3 separate regions of the Homo sapiens genome follow, and regions 1 and 2 are each linked to region 3. Evidence: chromatin loops called from intact Hi-C (ENCODE). Cell type or tissue: heart right ventricle. All regions are shown on one strand.

What was found. A loop is a pair of places that touch in the nucleus more often than their neighbours do. Peaks named below come from ENCODE experiments on the same cell type or tissue, not always from the same donor. Only the 100,000 strongest peaks of a DNase experiment are listed, where the experiment ranks them.
Region 1: it touches region 3 in a loop (5-fold over the local background); 6 of 110 quality-filtered maps call a loop at or near these places.
Region 2: it touches region 3 in a loop (3.0-fold over the local background); 68 of 110 quality-filtered maps call a loop at or near these places.

The regions. Positions count from the first base shown.
Region 1 is chr9:15,530,862-15,535,861 of GRCh38, forward strand. No RefSeq gene overlaps it. Among named protein-coding and RNA genes, the nearest start is that of CCDC171, 20 kb to the right of the region's middle. RefSeq lists enhancers at 1,717-2,257, 2,258-2,797. In heart right ventricle, a CTCF peak has its summit at 2,571 (motif pointing left); no DNase peak of the experiment used is centred here.
Region 2 is chr9:15,415,029-15,420,028 of GRCh38, forward strand. No RefSeq gene overlaps it. Among named protein-coding and RNA genes, the nearest start is that of SNAPC3, 5.3 kb to the right of the region's middle. RefSeq lists an enhancer at 3,894-4,394. In heart right ventricle, a CTCF peak has its summit at 2,079 (motif pointing left); a DNase peak (open chromatin) is centred at 2,028.
Region 3 is chr9:15,209,162-15,214,161 of GRCh38, forward strand. TTC39B (tetratricopeptide repeat domain 39B) reads right to left here. Exons shown (of 20, transcript NM_152574.3): 4 at 4,978-5,000; 5 at 2,105-2,236; 6 at 927-1,003. Among named protein-coding and RNA genes, the nearest start is that of TTC39B, 96 kb to the right of the region's middle. In heart right ventricle, a CTCF peak has its summit at 2,491 (motif pointing right); a DNase peak (open chromatin) is centred at 2,500; H3K27ac peaks cover 308 bases.

The sequences.
Region 1 (5,000 bases), 320 kb after region 3:
CTCAGGAGGCTGAGGCAGGAGAATCACTTGAACCCAGGAGGTGAAGGCTGCCATGAGCCGAGATCATGCCACTGCACTCCAGCCTGGGCGACAGAGTGAGACTCTGTCTCAAAAAAAAAAAAAAAAAAAGGAAATTATTTCCCAGGAGCTGGGGACAAAGACCTGCCAAATTGCCAAATTTTTTATTACATAGTCCCTGAATATTGTTTCCATAGAGGGGAACATGATGGGGGATTTTGTATTTCTGGATGTCTGACCTGTTGTGTTACTCTAAAAAAAAGTCACTTCGTGGTTGACTCCAATTACCAGGAAAGTATTTATTTATTTTTCTTTCTTTCCTTTTTTTTTTTTGTCAGAGCGGAAGAACTTGACTACTGATTTATTACACAGAACTAACATAAAAGGAAAATGAAGGCACCTACCTGTAAAGAGAATATAAACCCAATAGTTAGTTTGATTTTGTGTTTTAGCCAAATTATGAAAAATTATAGCCAAGCATTAGACTTTTACCAAGGAGTGATTAAGGAGACAAAACACATTATTAAGGATAAGGACCTTATAGGTATCAAAGTTAATAATCCAAAACTTCAAGGAAACTAGAAAGAAAGAAAATAGCTTGAACAATAACAAACAAAAGCCTGCTGATGCAAGCCTGACGATCTGACTCCAGTCATCTAGGTCTTATTTCATGAGTCTCTGATGGAAGCTGTCTACTTCATGCAGTCATCTTGATCTGAAAGTCTTGGGTGGAAACTGTCTCCTCATGATCTTGTGGTTTCTGGCCCATTGGGCTTTCTTGTAACTTAAGGATGAGTAAATTTCTTTACTTGAGAGAAATGGTTGTAAGCATCAACACCCTAGAGTTTTGTTGTAGTGTTAGATGTTTATAGCAACTTATATAGGTTCTTTTCATCAAGGCTCAAGGGCTATTTTTCTCTGAGGTCTCTTCCACAAGATGAAAAATATCAGAACATCATCAAAATAGAAGACAGTTGAATGATTTCTTGAGGGGTAACAGAAAATTAATATATAAGCATATAGTCAATGATGATCCTGGGAATAGGAGCATAAAGAAATTACATTACCATTTCCTGTTATAACCAAGATGAATGGAGGACACATTATAAATATGAAAGGCCATATTTCTTATCATGACCACAGCCATCATTCTTTTAAAATCATATTTATTTGAAAATACACCTGTACAGCTGAATAAGTAAATAATTTAGTTTATTGATTGATATTAGTTCCATAGAGCCAAATGGATTCCCAAACTCCAATGAGGGCTGCTAGGAAGAAAATAACAGAAGCTACAGCATCAACCAACAAATGTCTATTACACATTGTTTGGCTAAATCTCCTTCTCTTTTTTCCATAGCAAGTTTATGACTTTTATTTTTATTATTATTTTTTTTTGAGAGCAACCATAAAAAAAACACATAAAATAAAAAATTCAACAAGCAATTACAAATTCTCTTGAAACAAATAAAAATATAGAAATTCTCAGCAAAGAAATAGTGGGTATTTAGAAAGAACCAAATGGAAATGACAGAAGGAGACTCCAGGGCTTTTTAATTTGTGCCACAAGGTATATTACAGTGGTCCCTGATCGACAAAGACATTGGAACTTAATAACCTGATACAAAATCTTTTTGGAGACAATTATTGTACCAATCTTTGTACATGAAAAAACTATATTTCTAAGATATGTCAATCAGGGACCAGACAGGAAACAGAAACCACATCAGTTTTTTGAACAGGGAAAGTTTAATATAAAGAATTATTAACTAGCAGGAGGTGAGTGAATTCAAAAAGGAGTAAACAAGGACTCTAAAGAATCCAGAAGCAGCAAGTGCGGAAAAACAGCGCATCCCTCTAGGCTGAGGAAGAATGAACGATAAAGAGGAGAAAGGGCTCCTCTCAGCAACCACCACCCCAGGGCTGAGATTCAGACCTCTTCAAAGAAGACATGTTTATTTATTTATTTATTTTTTCAGACTGAGTCTCGCTCTTGTTGCCCAGGCTGGAGGGCGGTGGCGCGATCTCGGCTCACTACCGCCTCCGCCTCCCAGATTCAAGCGATTCTCCTGCCCCAGCCTCCTGAGTAGCTGGGATTGCGCCACCACGCCCGGCTCATTTTTGTATTTTTAGTAGAGACGGGGTTTCACAATGTTGGCTAGGCTTGTCTCGAACTCGTGACCTCAGATGATCCGCCCGCTTCGGCCTCCCAGAGTGCTGGGATTACAGGCGTGAGCCACCGCGCCCCGGCCAGAAAGACGTGTTTACTACAAACACAGCCACACAGCCTGGCAATGGTGAAGATACTTGCTAGAGGGGCCTATAAAAGTGATTCACCACTGCTGGTGGGGATAGGCAGGCTGGGCCAGTCTGCAGGAAGGGTCAGCTGTTGCCAGAGGATATAGGTAGCTGGACCTGGTCTAAGGTCGCCTTAAGAAGAGGGACTATACAGACTGAGGGCACAGCTAGAGCTACTTTGTTAGGCTCGTGTATTGAAGATTATAAGAGGGCTGGAGTCCAACCGAAAAGTGTCTTTCCGTAGCTGTGGCCATGCAGTGTCACTCTAGCGCCCTCTGTCGATGAACCATAACATTTTATCTGTTGGCAAAAAAACGATTGTAGGGTTCAGGACTGATCATGAATCAGGGCAAAATAGTGTAGATTTGCAATGGAGCGATGATATTAAATTGGTAACTAGCACATAAGCATTCACAATCATGAAACAATATTAATAATTTTTTTATTCCAAATTTTATTTTATTCCAAATTTTGTTTCCAAATTGATTCCAATTTTTTTTTTTTTTTTAGACGGACTCTTGCTCTGTCACCCAGGCTGGAGTGCAATGGCGTGATCTCGGCTCACTGCAACCTCCGCCTCCCGAGTTCACGCGATTCTCCTCTGCCTCAGCCTCCTGAGTAGCTGGGACTACAGGCTCGCCCCACCATGCCCAACTAATTTTTGTATTTTTAGTAGAGACAGGGTTTCACCATGTTGGCCAGGTTGGTGTCAAACTCCTGACCATAGGTGATCCTCTCGCCTCAACCTCCCAAAATGTTGGGATTTCAGGCGTGAGCCACCGGGCCTGGCCACACATAATTAAAATTTAGAGAATGTCACACATGCCTAATTATTTCTACTATTTTTCTTTTATAAATTGAGAAACTGACTTTTTGGCCGAACTGGTGGCTATTCCAGTAAATTCAAAGAAAGTTTTGATTTATAAGAGAACTTTACAGGCCAGGCATGGTGGCTAACTACATCTGTAGTCCCAGCACTTTGGGAGGCCGAGGAGGGTGGATCGCTTGAGCTCAGGAGTTCGAAACCAGCCTTGGCAACATAGTGAAACCCCATGTCTCCTAAAAAATACAAAAATTAGCAGACATGGTGGTGCACGCCTGTGGTCCCAGCTACTCGGGAGGCTGAGGCAGGATGATTGCTTGAGCCCAGGAGGCAGAGGTTGCAGTGAGCTGAGATCACACCACTGCACTCCAGCCTGGGTGACAGAGCAAGACCCTGTTTCAAAAGAAAAGAAAACAATAAAATCTTAAATAAAAAAAAAAGAAAAGAAAATTTTACAGTCTGATTATTCTGAATTAGAGAACTGAATTTGGAACACACATAATCAAGAAGAGTTGTCAGGGGACATAAGACATACGCATAAGCCATTTTATTCAAAGGCTATACATGGTTGTAACAAATAGGAAACACAACGATAAATAATAGCTATTACTAGTAATTTTTATTTTTATTTTATTTTATTTTTTTTTTTTTTGAGACAGAGTCTCACTCTGTCACCCAGGCTGGAGTGCAGTGGCATGATCTCGGCTCACTGAAACCTCCACCAACTGGGTTCAAGTGATTCTCCTGCCTCAGCCTCCTGAATAGCTGGGATTACAGGCGCATGGCACCATGCCCAGCTAATTTTTGTATTTTTTTAGTAGAGACGGGGTTTCACCACGTTGGTCAGGCTAGTCTCGAACCCCTGACTTCGTGATCTGCCCACCTCGGCCTCCCAAAGTGCTGGGGTTACAGGCATAAGCCACCGCTCCCGGCCCTTGATTACTAGTAATTTAACTTTAAAAAATTTCTTGCCAAAATGATTCCATCATATGTAAGAAGTCTAGAGAGTTAACAGAATATTTTGGGAATAAAAAAGAATTTCTGTTTATCTGAGCATGAATAACTAGGATGTTACGGGAAGAAAATGCAGATCTTAATTTTACTTTTTGTTTTCAATCCATATTAAAATTTACAGTAAAAGATATGTAAGCCTTCAAATTTGTCTTTTGTCTTTTAAATTTTTATTTATTTTATTTATTTATTTATTTATTTATTATGTTTTTATTTTTTTGAGACGGAGTCTCGCTCTGTCGCCCAGGCTGGAGTGCAGTGATGCAATCTCGGCTCACTGCAAGCTCCGCCTCCCAGGTTCACACCATTCTCCTGCCTCAGCCTCCCGAGTAGCTGGGACTACAGGCGCCTGCCACCATGCCTGGCTAATTTTTTGTATTTTTAGTAGAGACGGGGTTTCACCGTGTTAGCCAGGATGGTCTCGATCTCCTGACCTGGTGATCCGCCTGCTTTGGCCTCCCAAAGTGCTGGGATTACAGGCGTGAGCCACCGTGCCCAGCTAAAATTTTAAATAATTCTTTTGAATTTATTTTTATATAACTCTATAGATATGCATTGAGACGTACACAAATATGTAAATATGCCAGCAAGTGATTAAACTAAGGCTTTAAATTGTAGCTTTAAAACATATTTAACTTACAAAAAAATTTAACTTAAAAAAATTTAACTTTATCAGCATATTAAATAAAACAAAGTATATATTATGTTATTAAATAAACATCTTTATACACTGCAAAGATACCCTTAAAAAACAGTTAGGCATACCTTATTTATTGTTTTGAATGCATACTCCTATTTCTGTTTAACGGTTCTCATTATTACAAACTGCAACCAAAGTAATCTATTTTGG
Region 2 (5,000 bases), 210 kb after region 3:
TTTGCGACCAGCCTGACCAACATGGAGAAACCCCATCTCTACTAAAAATACAAAAATTAGCCAGGCATGGTGGCACATGTCTGTAATCCCAGCTACTCGGGGGGCCGAGGCAGGAGAATCGCTTGAACCCGGGAGGCAGAGGTTGTAATGAGCCAAGATCGTGCCATTGCACTCCAGCCTGGGCAACAGGAGTGAGACTCCATCTCAAAAAAAAAAAAAAAAAACAAAAAAAAACTAGACCAATTCTACACTCAGAGAAAAAGAAACTGAAGCCAGAGAATAATAAAATAAATGATGTATCTATAAGAAAGATTTAGACAGTAGGGGAAACTAGCTGGAAATACAACTTGGATAGCCAACATTGAAATGGTGGGATACACACATGACCTCAATCCCGGTGAGGCTCCCAGGTACCTATAGCCTTATTACAAGAAGGAAGGCCCTAGGGCAGTGGCAGAATTACTTTGGAAAACAAACTGAAATAATTTTACATGTAGAATTGCATAAATTGGGAGCTGGATGGATTTTAGAGATATAATAGTTCAGAAATCACAGTACGGATCAGCGATCACAAACACCAGATGCCTGTGAGTTGTGTTTGGCTTGAATACTGCATAACGTTGTTTTTTTTAATTAATTAATTTATTAATTTATTTATTTTGAGATGCAGTCTCGCTCTGTCACCCAGGCTGGGGTGCATTGGCATGATCTCGGCTCACCGCAAACTCTACCTCCCAGGTTCAAGTGATTCTCTTGCCTCAGCCTTCCGAGTAGCTGAGATTACAGGTATGCACCACCACACCTGGTTAATTTTTGTATTTTTAGTAGAGACGGGGTTTTGCCATTTTGGCCAGGCTTGTCTCGAACTCCTGACCTCAGGTGATCCACCCACCTTTGCCTGCCCAAGGTGCTGGGATTACAGGTGTGAGCCACTGTGCCTGGCCTATTGTTTTAATTTTTTTTTTTTTTTTTTTAGAGACACAGCTTCACTATGTTGCTCAGACTAGCCTGGAAGGAAATACTGTGTTTAAATTTTTTATTAATTAATTGCCAACATTTTAAGATCAAGAGATTTCACACTTCAACAAATTGGCTATCTGGCTTCTTTTGAAATTCTTTTTTTTTCAGACCTCTATGGTTTAACTCGGGGATCTTTTGAAATTCTGAAAACTCTGGTAGGCGAGGCCCGCATTCTCACGTGGCACCATCACAGCTGCCCCCGTTAGACAGAGGATAGAGTACTCCCCAGTTTCCCACAGTCCCCACCAGCCAGTGTTTCTCATTTTCATCACCTGTGGAGCCCATATAAGTATCTCAGGTGAGGAAGCTGGTTCAGAGGCCAACTGTAAGAGTTCGTGGCCCCTTTTCCTACTCCCCAGTTTTTAATATTTTCTTCAATAAGCAGAGTTGGGAAATCAAGAGCCAGATAACACTCCATAATCATCTTGGTTTGAGCCACTACTCAGTATTCCTGATTCTAAATTCTACACCACTACCCCAACCTAGTGGTTGGGTCCAATAACCATAATCAGAAAAAAATAGGGGTTTTTCCCCCAAGAATTATAGAAAGCTCATCCAGAATTTTAGGGACTATACTTATCCCAGGACCTTGGAATCTTTCCACTTCTTTGCTGCTATTACTAGTGCCAGGCCTACAACACCCCCATCTTTTGCCAAATTTGCCACTGAGCTAGAAGTTGCCTTTGCCATGACTTTATCCCAACGAGGGCAGCTGCTAATATGATTATGGTTGCTTCCAGGAAGGGGCGTTACATGGAGGCTAAGACCCAAATGACTGCCATGTTGTTGTGACTGCTGCTGATGCTCACCATGAATTCTTCTTTCCCCACTGATCCCTGCAATTCCCACCTCTGAAGCTGCTGCTCCCAAGTGCTACTCCTCAGGGTGACAATGAACCACCTCCCTTGGTTACAGCCATTCTGATCCTGCCCTTACCCACTGCTGCCCAGGAACCTATGTGGTCACCACTCCTGAAGCGAATGCTACTAAATCGCCAGATAATATGTTAGACCAGTTCTACCTGAAAGATGACCTCATTCTCTGGAGTGAGGGTGCCCCCTGTTGAGGAATTTGGGTCAAGTATTTCAGGACCCAAGATTTTAGGTTGCAAGAGAATCCAACTCAAACTATCTTAAGATTTAAAAAATAAATAAAAAGTTACTAATGAAGGAGTTAAGAATATGCCACCCCAAAGTAGTGGCATACTATTTTCAGTTAAAGGCACTTGTGTGGTAGGAGTTATTATTTTTTACAATTTATTATTATTATTATTTTGAGACAGAATCTCGCTCTGTCGCCCAGGCTGGAGTGCAGTGGCGCGATCTCGGCTCACTGCAACCTCGACCTCCCGGGTTCAAGCAATTCTCCTGCCTCAGCCTCCTGAGTAGCTGGGATTACAGGCGCCTGCCACCAGGCCCAGCTAATTTTTGTATTTTTAGTAGAGACGTGGTTTCACCGTGTTGGTCAGGCTGGTCTCGAACCACTGACCTCATGATCCACCCGCCTCAGCCTCCCAAAGTGCTGGGATTACAGGCGTGAGCCACTGCGCCTGGCCGAGAGTTATTAAGAAATTACTGTAGGCAGATAGAGAGGAAAAGGGGCCCTTGGGGAGTTTTGGTTTTTAAAGCATCTCCGGAAAAATTTCTTGTAAAGCCCCGGCTCTTAGAGCCAGGCCGGCAACCTTTGATATGCAAATGCAGGGCATTAGAAACTGGGTCCACCCAACATGGTGATTCCTGCGGCCTTCTTGCCCTTGCCCCACATGTTCCTGGCAACATGGCTGCCCCACATATCTCCACATGTGTAGAACATTCAGAGTGCCCTGCATTTGCATCTTAAAAGGCTAGGATGAGAGGGCCAGCTTTTTCTGAGGGCTACGTGAATGACATGCCTGGTCAAACCAATCCCCTGAGCCCTATGCAAATCAGATATTGCCTTCTCCAGCCTCTGCATATATACCTGGCTGGTATCCGTGGCAGGTGGGGACCTCCTCTTTTGGCTTTGGAGCCCCCCTCCCCCTGTCTCTACTGGGGACCTTCTTCCTTCTGTCTCCTCCCTTCCTTGCCTATTAAACTCTCCGCTCCTTAAAACCACTCCATGTGTGTCCATGTTGCCGGCACGAGGACCAAGAACCCTCGTGTTCCTCCACTCATCTGAGCCGTATCACTTGGGAAACAGCAGGTGCAAGGAGTTCACTCTGACTTTTCTTCTGTTTCTTAAAAGCAGGAGATGAAATTCCCATGTGAAAGGTGTCCTCCCTATACCCAGAAGGAAAACATCATTCTTATCATCAAGGACAGGAAGTTGAGGCTAAGGGAAATCTGTACAAACCAACCTTGTTAAACTAACTCTTAGCTTTCTAGTCACTTCTCCACTCAATTAACTACCCTATCCTTGTATGCTTTGCCTTGTCACATTTTCATAATTCACTAACTCTTTATCCAATTCAGTTTATAAGTGTTCAATTGTAACTGTTTCTTTGGGTCTTCATTTCCTTATGAAGGATCCTATGCCACATAACACTTGTATGAAATTAATTTGCATGTTTTTCTCCTGTTGCTCCATCTTATGTCAATTTAATTCTCAGGCCCAGCTGAAAAATCCTAAGAGAGTAGAGGTAAAATTTTGCCTCCTTTACATAATGGCAAATACAGGAGAGCAGATGGCCTCAGCCCCAGTAGCTCCAAGTCACTTGACTTCTATCTTCTCCATTTTCTGCCTTTGCTTGTTCAAACTCTTGCCTCTGTTCCTTCTAACTCTTCCACTGGCAGGAACGGTCTGTGTCTAGGACACATTATTAGGTCCTTAGAATGGATAAAGGGCTTCTTGGTTTATAGATAAAACCCCACAGGAGGATTCCGATTGGCTCTATTTGAGACACTTGATCATCCTTGGACCAACCACTGTGGCCAGATTGGGAATGGTTCTATGACTGGCAGCCCCAGGAGGATCAAAAGTAGTAGGGAAGGTCAGCTCTAATAAACAATACTAGGCTGACAAAAACGATAGATATTTCCTACAACAATGTACTGATAAAAACCAGGGCTCCAGCTGGGCATGGTGGCTCATACCTGTAATCCCAGCACTTTGGGAGGCCAAGGCAGGAGGATAACTTGAGCCCAGGAGTTCAAGACCAGCCTGGGCAACATGGTGAAACCTCTTCTCTAAAAAAATAAAAAAATTAACTGGATGTGATGACAGCGTACCTGTAGTCCCAGCTACTCAGGAGATTAAGATGGGAGGATCACCTGAGCCTGGGAGGTCTACGCTGTGTCACACGCGTCAGTGTGAAGAGACTACCAAACAGGCTTTGTGTGAGCAATAAAGCTGGGTGCAGGCGGGCTGAGTCTGAAAAGAGAGTCAGCAAAGGGTATGGAATTATCATTAGTTTTTTCTTTTTTTTTTTTTTGAGACGGAGTCTCACTTTGTCGCCCAGGCTACAGTGCAATGGCGCAATCTCAGCTCACTGCAACCTCTGCCTCCCAGGTTCAAGCGATTCTCCTGCCTCAGCCTCCCAAGTAGCTGGAACTACAGGCACCTGCCACCACGCCCAGCTAATTTTTGTATTTTTAGTAGAGAAGGGGTTTCACCATATTGGCCAGGCTGGTCTCGAACTCCTGATCTTGTGATCCTCCTGCCTCGGCCTCCCAAAGTGCTGGGATTATAGGCGTGAGCCACGGCACCCAGCCTATCATTAGTTCTTATACGTTTGGGATAAGCGGTGGAGTTAGGAGCAATTTTTTTGTGGGCAGGGGGTGGATCTCACAACGTACATTCTCAAGGGCAGGGAGAATATTACAAAGTACGTTATCGCAAGGGCGGGGAGGGTGTATTGTCATACGGTCAATTGATCAGTTAGGGTGGGGCAGGAACAGATCACAATGGTGGAATGTCATCTTTTGTGGTTCTTCAGTTGCTTCAGGCCATCTAGATGTATATGTGCAGGTCACAGGGGATATAATGGCTAAGCTTGGGCTCAG
Region 3 (5,000 bases):
CTTTTTTTTTTCCTTCTACAGGAATATTTAGATGCTCCTTTCTTGTAAACTATTGTGGACTAGAGTGTAACACTGAAAAGACAGAACTGATCATGAACCTTCTGCCCTAGTCCCAGGGGGCACGTCAAGCAATTGACAGCAACAGGGGTCATTTCCTCCCATCTATCTGATCAGGGTGCCGCAGCCAGCCATTCCTGGATTCTTGAATATTCCTAAATGTCCACAAACCAAGCATCTTCCATACTGTGAAACATTATCATTTTTAAAAGATATCAAAATTACTTTCACTTTGAAAAAAATGTTTAATAGCTTGTGGAAAACTGAAACTCTCAAAGATGAATGCTAAGAATATAAACTGACCTATATGTAGAAAAAAACTGGGAATACCTATAAATATTGTAAGTTTTCAAACTGTCAGTCCTGGTTCTTCCACTTTTAGGAATCTATCTTATGAAATAACTTTTTAAAATGCATGAATCCATATGTATAAGGATTCTAGGACACCATTATTCATATCAGTGAAAAAATAAAAACCATAGAGAAAAGCCAAGTAAAGTACAGTATATCAATCCTATGGAATACCACACAGCTGTTAAACACTCACATGTAACGATCTGGGGAAGTGTCAATGTCAAATTCACATTGTAGGACAACACCTATTATGTGATTCTATGCTTGCAAAAAAAAAATGAACAATCCATGAGCAACAACAAAAACCTTATGTGTACCTTATTTATGTATTTGAGTATGTACACAGAAAAGGCTTCAAAATGAACTATTAACAATGATTTCTTCCAGAGGGTGAGTATGATAGGGAAGAGAAAAAGACATTCCATTTACTTTATATACTTCAGGATGGAATTTTATGAGATGATCATTTAACTATTAAAATCAAGGAAAAAAGTGATCTTTTAAATGACTTTTACCTTCACTCAGTTGCTCCAGGGATCCTCTAGAAAGAAGACTTGAGAAAGATTCTACAACTGTGTATTTTTTCCTGTATCTACATTGAATAAATAAAAAGGGAGATAGAAAATAGAAAAAAAAAATCAGGCTGAGCTCATTTTCATTTGACGTTCATTTCAGTCACTATCACACCAAAGAGTCAAAAAGCTGAAACTCTAAACCCTGAAGTCTATAGGACACAGATCATCCTTTTCCAACACTCTACATGCAGCACTGGCTAGCCATTTGTGGGAACTCAGTCTGTGCTACTGAACACCACGTGGGGAAACCCACACACACCAATGAAAACTAACCTCCAAAGTACCTTCCCTTATCCCTATAACTAAAATCAGTATTTGTGGTAAAATTCTCCACAGGTTAAAAATGAAGTTAAAGTGCAATATTTGGAAGCTCTCTTCATTTGAGGAGCTTACAACACAATTACATCAGGATGTAATTTCACCCATGTTAACCTTCTGATCATGAACCTTCTGCCCTAGTCCTATGGGGGGCACATCAAGCAATTGACAGCAACAGGGGTCATTTCCTCCCATCCATCTGATCAGGGTGCTGCAGCCAGCCATTCCTGGATTCTTGAATATTCCTAAATGTCCACAAACCAAGCATCTTCCATACTGTGAAACACCTATCATTTTTTAAAAGATATCAAAATAACTTACCCCTTGAAAAAAATTTTGATAGGGTCTTCCTATACACACAAAGTAAAGCTTAAAATAAAACTAAAAATCTATCTCATTTTCACCAAACAAAAGTGTTCAAAAACAGGTCCTTCTTAAACAAATAAAACATTCCCTCATGAATTTGCATCTCCCACTTAAAACAAGAATGTTCCTTGTGTGGCTTGGTTTGGCATGCAGTACCTAATGTCATCTACATTGAGAGATGCTTGCTGCTAATCCCACTGAAATCCCCCCGAAATCCCCCCCAGATCTCTGTAGCTCAGACCCCAGGCTATCAAAAAGAAAAGTGGAATATGTAGATGCCAAATGGGAATCCTTCAGCTTCGAGGCTGAATTTCTTTTCTGTAACTGTGGCCAATTTCAAACACAGAGCTTTTGGTCAGGCAAATGACATTATTTTTGTCACACAGGCATAAAAGTTTGCAGTCACATCTTAAGTATTTAATGACTCGTCATACTTTTGGCAGGTTTGTAAAGCGTCCTTCATGGCAGAAATGCCGTTCTGGATGTCCTGTTGCTCGAAGGTCAGGACAGCCTGCAACACCACAATGGTACTGTAGCCCAAGGCATGGTACATACTCTCCTTAGCCCTGGGAAGAACACAGGGAATTCAGACATTTTAATTCAATGGAAATACTGATCATAAGAAATCCTAGTAAATGCATGTCCTGACTTGCACAGTAACCTTTATTCCTTCACCATAATCACTGAAATTATATGGGTGGTGAAAAGTAACCTCTTAAAAACTCAAGTACCAAGGACTTTCCAATGTAAACCCACACAGGCAGAACAAAATGTTCCAGGTTGAAGGGGACAATATGCATTTCCCTATTTCAACACAAGAGGGCAGCCTGCAGGCAGATTGCAAGCAAACTGTTTTCTGTTGAAAAAGGGGCAGCACACGGCCTTTGGCTCTGAAATAAGTGCTAAAATAAAGGCCGCTGGAAATGTATTTTTTGACAGAGAGATTCTGATATATTTTTTCAAAAATAAAGGCTTATATAAAATAATCCCTCTCCTCGCCAGCCAAAGGCCAAGAGCAAACAAGATTTTGGAATAAGTTAGGCTGGTCACAAGAGCCATGACCAAAGTAGTTGTCAGACCTTGTATCTAGTCTAATCCCATTATCTGAAGTTCCTGATTAAAGTTCTTGATATTTCAAATCATCAAGTTACAGTGAGAACTGCTTCAGGATTCTTAAGGATGTTAACTAGAACTAGTCCTAATAGATGGCAGACATCCAGATTCTCGGGCTATGAGAACATCATTTATTTTCTCAAAACTTCTTAAGCTGTATTAATTATTTATAAGGTTTAAAATGGTAATGCATGGTTTTGTTTTTAATTTAAATATTAATGCATAACAGCCTGCTGCCATGCAAAACAAATGCAAGCCACATTATTCTTTGCCTCCATGGAAATAGTCTAAACATCCTTTGGTAATTTGCAGCTTGTCCTGAACATTGAGGGCACTATCTGTTCAAAAGAACCACAAGGAATCAGAGCAGCCCAAAGTTAATCATTAATTGTGGTTTCAAACCTCACATTTTTAACTGAAAGCTCTTTCAAGAAGCAAAAAAAAAAAAAAAAATGATTCAAGTGAGGGAAAAGTATTTTTATTTATTTAATTTTTTTTGAGACAGAGCTTCGCTCTTGTTGCCCAGGCTGAAGTACAATGGCACAATCTCGGCTCACCACAACCTCCGCCTCCCGGGTTCAAGTGATTCTCCTGCCTCGGCTTCCCGAGTAGCTGGGATTACAGGCATGCACCACCATGCCTGGCTAATTTTTTGTATTTTTAGTAGAGACAGGGTTTCTCCCTGTTGGTCAGGCTGGTCTCGAACTCCCGACCTCAGGTGATCCATCTGCCTCGGCCTCCCAAAGTGCTGGGATTACAGGCGTGAGCCATTTAAACACTGAAACATGTACAAAAATCGGAGACTAACCTGACTGAACACAACACTAAATCACCTATTTTCATTCCATGTTATGACCAGCTGTGTGTCAGTGGCAGAGAAAGACTCGTTTGAATAAAAATCAAAGGAGATAATGGATACAAAAATACAGTTAAATGGAAGCAATAACTTCTAGTATTTAATAATAGAGAAATTATAATTAACAATAATTTATCATTATTTCAAAATAGCTAGAAGAGAATAATTATAAATGTTCCTGACACTAAGAACAGATAAATGTTTGAGGTGATGGATAACCCAGTTAACCTGATCGATCACTGAACACTGTATACAGGTAAGGAATTATCACATGTACTCCAAAAATAGGTACAACTATGGCTCATCAATAAAAGCATTTAAAAACCCAAAGAAGACAGGCAAGTAGGCTGAGAAAAGAGAAGGAGAGACTGAGAGAGGGAAAGACAAGCAGACAAAAGGAGGTAGAGACAGGAGACAAAGAAGTCTGAGGGACAGAGGAGGACAGAAGGAAAAAAGCAGAGGACAGGCAAGGTGGAGATTGTGAGGCAAATATTGAAGACAACACTGGAAAATTTCCTTAGACTACAGGGCTTCATTATCGATTTCATCATTTGTTCTTAACCTGTGAAACAATAGCTGACCCATCTTGATTACAGCTATTCTAAATCTTAACACAATTACCATAGCAGCTCCTCAGCAGGTCAATCAATCTCTAAGATTCACATGACCAGAGTCCAGTCACCCTGGTAACCACTCAAAGTAAGGAACGAGATTGCCGACTTTTATGCCCAAGTAATCTTGGAAATTATCATATGAGGTCTAAGCTTCATCTAAGCAAGTGTTTGAGGGCACAATGTACGATTATTCTTGTCAAGACAAAGGCCGAGTAAACAGGCAAGCACAGGTTTTATTGCCACATCTGAAAACTTAACAGGTACTATTAATTGAAATTAAATTGCTTGTTTTTCGAACAAATAGAGAACCCCAATAATAGTCTTCTTATCTTAAATTTCTTAATAGCATTGAGATCAGCATATTCTGGTTTTTCCCCTCCCCATTTCAAAGGAAAATTTTCTCAATAATATTTAAAAGGAACAAACATAAAAACATTTCACTGAAGAAAGCAAAATTGAAGCCTTATAAAACTACTTATAAGATGACAATATCTGAACAAGAGAGATTAAAATATGCAAAACAATCAGAAATTTTCTATTAATTATATTTGAAAACTCAGATTTCTAAATTGAATTTTAAAAGTGACCAAAGTAAAGAGGTCTGAACTAAATTAGCTTATCAATATTCAGATGGGAACAGCTAAATTAATTTACAAGCATGACATCAAAGAATCATCAGAAACATCTGAAAGATATTTTATCTAAAAGAGACAAAGTAAATTACCAGGGGCGAAGCAATTCTAAGGC